Regions from separate parts of the Homo sapiens genome. Here region 2 is linked to region 1. A link is a contact called in ENCODE Hi-C data. All regions are on one chromosome and are shown on one strand. The core of a region is the stretch at or near the end of the contact, and the rest is flanking DNA. Distances in the headings are between cores, read along the strand shown.

Region 1 (2,984 bases), core at 434-2,933:
TCCAGCCACAGACACTGAAGCTGGGGACACACTGGACACACAACTCTGGGCATACAAGGTCAGGCATACCATGACCGACAAGCTGGCACACCCACTGGGAATACACACTGGCACACACTGGGGACAACACCAGACGCTGCAGGAACACAACATCGGGCACACACCAGGCACAGATGCTACACACACTCTAGGGACACAGCATCACATACACAATGCACACACGGCAAGAACCCATGCTTGTAACACATGTTGAACACACACACCAAACGCAATGCTGAGCTTCACTGTAGGGCACAAAACACTGGGACACACCATGCTGGGCACAGAAGCCAGGGTGCAATGCCAGGCACACACAAGTCCAGGCACTAATGCCAGCACACACTGTGGGAACACAACACTATGCACAAAACCTCAGACAGATGATGCCAAACACATACCACACACACACCAGCAGGCACTCCGGGCCAGGCACTCCAGGAGCACCACACTGAGCTCACAACGCTGGGTCACATACCAGCCATGTACACACCAGCCATGTAATTCCACCCACACAACACCAGGCATGCAGTGCAGAAACAGAACTCTGGAACCACAGGGCCAGGAAAACAATGCAGGCGCCCCATGCTGGACACACACAGTAAGTATACAACAATGAGCATGCAATGCCAGACACACAAAGCCAGACACACCATAGTAGGCGCAGCCTCTGGGACACCATGCAGGGCACACAGTGCTGGGCAAACATGCCAGGCACAAAATGCCAGGGAGAAAGCACTAAGCCCGTATGCCAGGCACACTCTGGGCCCACCAAGCTGGATGCACAAACCTGAGCACACAGGGCCGGACACACAACGCAGGCACCCAGGCCGGGCAGACACTCTGGGATCTCAATACTGGGCACACAGGACCAGGTACACAACACCAGGCATGCAATACTGGGCATGCCCACTAGGCACAAACAAGCAGGAACACAGCGCCAGGTACACACAGTACCTGCACACACAGTTGGCAAACAACACAGGGCATACGCTCCAGGATTACACTGCAAGGCTCACAGACGGGAGCAAACAAACCCGGCATACAATGCGGAGTATGCACAGCCAGGTGCCACACTAGGCATGCAGGGCCAGGCACATGGCAAGAACACAGGCTGGACACAGATGCTGGCTACGCGACACTGGGCAAACAAAGTCAGACACACCATGCCTGGTGCATAACACCATGCACATAACTCAATACTGGACACACAGTGACAGGCACACAACACTGGGCGCACAAAGGAAGTATGCATGCTAGGCACTCAGCAGGAACACAGGACACTAGAAGGCACACCCAGTCAGCACATACAGTTGGCTTTGAGCAACGAAGTGTGCGCAGACGCAGTGTCACCCACCAGCTTAGGGCTGACCGTGGCCAGCCGTGCTCCAGATGGCGGCCGCCCCGCGGCGCAGATCTTGGATGAAGGCGACATGGAGCGGGGCTGTCGCCAGCCACTGGGGCTCAGGGGGCTCAGGGGCACTTGCGGCAGCCACACAGCCTGAGCGCTGCTGGCTGTAACTCTGTGGGATGCACGAGGTTTGCTTCCATCAGTGCCCTCTCTGATGCACATGTGAATCGCTCTGAGTCTCTTACGATAACAAAAAATTCCGTAGGGTGTGGCACGTGTAAACCCGACTCGTATTTCTTGCTAGAGTATCTTTGGCAAGGTTTCCTGGGTTACTGGGTCAGAAGTCAAAGGCAGGTGACTTTGCAATTGCCAATTATCTCCGCAGGGCTACACCAGAGTGGGTCAGGGGAAGAATCAGAGATGGGTCGTAGGATTGTATCGTCATTAGGTGCATGTGCCCAGAAAGCAGGAAACAAATCTCCCAAAAAAGCTCTCTCAGCCTGCTCTTCAAAAACCCGGCCCCTTCCCACCTCTTCCTCTGCCGGAGGAATCTTTAAGATTTGCAATTTTAACCTTTAGCCGTTAGGTGGCGCCACAAAGTAAGGTATCCATGGGCCGAGGACGCTCAGCGACCCCTTCCTCCCCTGTGAGATTTCTTCTCTTGTTGAAGCTGCAAAGGAAAATCGCAGTTCCCAGATCTGGCAAGTGTAACAACATCTTCAGCAGCTCTGAATGGTTTTTATACAATTCTTTTCTTTACCTAATAGAAGGATCAATAACTGTAGACATATGCAGATCTTGATGGTTTGACCTCAGGCCAAAGCAACCTTGCTCCCCACCCCCATCACTTTCCTGTAAGACAGAAAGAGTGGTTGGTGAATGCTTGTCAGGTGCATGGCCCAGTGGGTGAAGCTGTTGAACAGGTCCCTTGCCAGTGCCCCCAGCAGCGGCTCTTAACAGCCATGCTAATGGCCGTCTCCTCTCCAAGCACCCAGGCTTGCAGTGGTCTGGGGCAGGCCTTGGGCCGCTCCCTCCCCGGGCATTACAGCCCTATCTCTGTGCCTTCCCTGAGCCCCTGCAATTCCACCAGAGGCCTGATGACTCTCTGGGGGACCTCTTCAAATAACTTCAGTCATTCATGTGGAGCAAGAGAGCCAGACTCCTGGCAAGAAAAAGCCAGACAGGGCCTGGGCTTCAGAAGATGCCTCACAGACCCTGGCAATCGGCCTGACTTCCAGAGGCCCCTCCCTCCCTGCAGGTCCAGGACACACATCACTTTACAGGAGAGGTTTCAGTCTGCAAGGCCAGCCCAAGTCTCCCAGAGTGGATGGTCCTCCCACCTCACCCTCTCTCTCAGACCATAGGGGTCGCTGGGCCCATGCTCTGTTGCAGGCACCAAGCCTGCCCTCCAGGCTAGGGGCTCAGCATTTCTAGAATTCTTGGGGTGTGAAGGACATTCATCTGAAAAGCTTCACTGGAGGATTGCAGACTTCAGGCTCCTAAGAAATTGCCTGGTGACTCTTGGTCTGCCTTTGCCACCACCCCTCCCAACGGCATAGGCAGCACTGAGATAGGCCACTCTACAAGTGGAAGGAGC
Region 2 (3,174 bases), core at 563-3,062, 490 kb after region 1:
GCTCATGTCTGTCTCTCCTTGGAGGCACCTGTCTTTCCTTAGATATTGGATAAGTCGGTTTCCCTGTGACTTCAGCTGTCTGGTGGGTTAAAGATAAGTTGTGAATTTGCAGTTTGACTGGAATGTTTTCATGGTGGAACAATGCTCTTCCAGCTTTTCACATCGGAGACAAAAACCAGAAATCTTGATTTTTTTTTAGAAAATAAGTACTCAGAATATATTCAGGCTAGCATGAGATGATGCCTATATGTTTCCAGGCTAAAAGACATACAAGAGGCCTTTCAAAAACAAAAACAAAACACCTTTCCGGCCTTTTTAGGCTCATTTTGAAAAGCAGTTGCTGTTCTAGACATTTACCACCAGAGGGCAAGCCGCTGCATGGCTGCTCCTCACTGGTAAAGCCAGGTTTCCAATAGGGAAATGTCAGGGTGTACAGTTGAGAAGCAGAGGCATCCTGAGCAGCCGCTGCTCACGAGGAGGACCTGTTTTCATGGCCTCCTGGCCGGAACTGTCCCTGGGCTCTGCAGCCCCAGCCCTCACCACAGGCCGCAGTTGACCCTCTGCAGAAAAGCCTTCCTTTGAGCCCCTCGGTGTCTTCAGTTGTGAGCAGGCATGTCCGTAGAGCCTCTCAGTACCTGGCCCTTCACCCCAGCCAGATCTAGGCCGCAAGGCTGCTGGACCCTTCTAGGTGGACAGGCACTAGCCCCTTCAGGGGTATTCCCACCGTGCACTGGAGCCCTGGGCAGCCCAAGGAGTCCATTCCAGCCCTGCTGTTGAGGGGAGGAGTCCCCAGGAACCCCATGATAGGGAAGTGAGGGTGACTGTCTGGGGTGCCGTCTTAGCTTAGGTGGTTTATCTGAAACAAACAAACCAAAATCACAGTGACTTAACACAGTGGAAATCTAAAAGGAGTGTTCTCAATTGTCAGGCAGCTCTTCAGTGGAGATCTGCTGTCTTCTGCAGGCACCATGGAAGGGGAGTGGGGAGAGACACCCCCATGCCTGAGCACATCACCCAGCACTTCCCACATTGCTTCTGCCCACAGACCATGGATGCCACTAGGTGCCTGTTCCCCCTAAATCCTGGGGCCGGGGTGGCTAAGACATGGAGTGGTGGCTGGGCTGATGTTCTCCAACAGCAATTCTACCCTGGGAAGCGGGTGGACAGCCAGACCCAAAATGTCCAAGTTGCACCCACAGGAACTGCTTCTAACAGATTATTCTTGTTCTAGAACAATATTTCCTGAATTTGCTTGATTTTAAAAGCCACAGGAGATGCTTATTTAAAATGTTGCTTTTTGAGTCCCTTTCCTGGACACTTTGGTTTGGCCCATCCATTCATGGGGGCTTGGAACTCCCAGGAGCTGCACTGCTCTATTCTGGGAAACATTGTGGATGGGGAGAGCCTGTGCCACCCCCTGCCCCATGAGTAAGAAGCGAGGCTAACCCCTTCTCTGTTTGTGTAGTGACTCATAGAACTATGGGACAGGCTGCTGGGCACCACCCAAGGGAGACCTGTCCCTGAGCCAGCCCTGCAGCCCTCCCTGGGTGTGTCTGCCCTGCAGCTCAGATCTGGAAAGGGTGGCCACGTCAAGGCAGAACCCAGCAGGCTGCAGCAAAGCCAGGCCAAGCCACCCCTGACCTCTCAAATCAGAGCACTGCACTTTCCAATCCCAAGCCAGATTAATGAAAAGCCCGGAGCTGGTCATTGGTCAGCAAAGCTGCATTTCCCTTATTGGCAGCTTGGGGAAGCTGGAGAAGAAGAGGTGCGGGGGTGGAGAGGGGAATTATTTGCACCCACTTTTCCTCTTAAGCAACACTGGAGGGCAGCATTGAGTCAGTTTTTCCAATTTCTTACCAAATCAACTATTGGTGTTCAGTCTTCGATTTGATCTATTTCCTTGCCTTTTTGTTCTTGCCATGGCACCCTTGCCATGAACCATGGGCACCAGCAAAGAGGCAAAGCAGCTGGTCCAAGGTGGCTGTGCTTCTCTGCTGTGTGTGACTCCCAGGTGTGGGGCCTGCAGGGGAGCTAAGTGGAGCCCATGGAGGAGGCTGCTGCTTGTTGCGAGGAAAGACTTGGGGAGACCATCTCCCAGTTCCTCCTGCCCTTGTCCCTGACAATGCCCTTGGGAGGAGTCAACCGTGTCACTAGGCACTCCTCTCATCAGGTCCCCCAGCAGCTCAGAAGCTCCTAGAAGATCCCAAACCTGTAGATACCCCCTCCACCCTAGCCCTTCTGGAGTGAGCCAGGATTTCCCACGGGTGGTGAGTTTCACCACAGAAGTTTTGTGATGAGTCAATCCCTCTGAGAAATGACCAGCCAGTGGCTCATCACTGCAATCTCCACCTACATGTGACCTCCTCAAAAGGACCCCCTGACCCCATCCGAAAAAGGCTTCACCATCACTGCCTTCTGCCTGGTGTTTACCCTTCCAGGGCTCATCACCACCTGACATTATGAGATGTTTGTTAACCTGCTTATCTGTCCCCAGCACAGGTGAGCTTCCCACGGGCAGGGGCGGGTGGGTCCATGGGTCCCAGGCACTGATACAGACTTGTGGCACAAAATTACAAACCAGTAGAGGTCAGCAACACCCTTGCTCACCTGACTTGCACATTCGGCCCTTCTCTGGGACGAGACAGGAGAGCTGAGCCCCAGGCCCACCTGCAAGGTGGCCTCCCAAAGTGTGCCTAACCTGCCTAGATCCTTCCTAGAAATAGCAGAGGCAGCAATAGCTTTTTTCCCATTCTGCTGCCCAATGGAGTATCTGCCATTGGACAGACCCAAAGAGAGCCAGGGTCCAGGTGACGCTTCCAACTGCTCTCCACTGTCCGCAATAAATACGAAATTTTAAAAACTAGCAATAGTGGTTTTGGTCTTCATGCTCCTGCTGGCACAGATCTGTGTAGATGTCCACTCGGTGCATTTGTCACCCAGATACCTGGCTTGGGAATTTCCTTGCCATCCTGCCTGGGGACTGCCGGGGCTCCAAGCACGGCTCTGTCTCTTCTGTTCCAGCCGTGATCCCCCTGACGGATTCTGAGCACAAGCTGCTGCCTCTGCACTTTGCAGTGGACCCTGGCAAGGACTGGGAGTGGGGGAAAGACGACAACGATAACGCCCGGCTGGCCCAGTAAGATCCTACTCTGTCCCTTTCCCCAGCGCCCACAG

The links. A loop is a pair of places that touch in the nucleus more often than their neighbours do. Pooled maps may share reads with other maps.
Region 2: a map of HCT116 shows a loop between it and region 1 (8-fold over the local background). The contact joins two enhancer-like sites. A Hi-C loop is called at or near these places in 6 of 168 maps with a recorded cell type or tissue (GM12878, HCT116, MCF 10A and 2 more), 1 of 37 single-sample maps with no recorded cell type and 12 of 50 pooled maps.

Annotation. Positions count from the first base shown.
Region 1 is chr15:31,974,007-31,976,990 of GRCh38, reverse strand. No RefSeq gene overlaps it. Among named protein-coding and RNA genes, the nearest start is that of CHRNA7, 55 kb to the left of the region's middle. RefSeq lists enhancers at 1-45, 611-1,293. Within about 2 kb of position 1,683, at least 3 of the 41 ENCODE cell types and tissues checked have a DNase peak (open chromatin) inside an H3K27ac peak, as active enhancers do.
Region 2 is chr15:31,487,414-31,490,587 of GRCh38, reverse strand. OTUD7A (OTU deubiquitinase 7A) reads left to right here. Exons shown (of 13, transcript NM_001382637.1): 11 at 3,022-3,136. Among named protein-coding and RNA genes, the nearest start is that of KLF13, 160 kb to the right of the region's middle. RefSeq lists a silencer at 468-618 and an enhancer at 124-773. Within about 2 kb of position 1,812, at least 18 of the 41 ENCODE cell types and tissues checked have a DNase peak (open chromatin) inside an H3K27ac peak, as active enhancers do.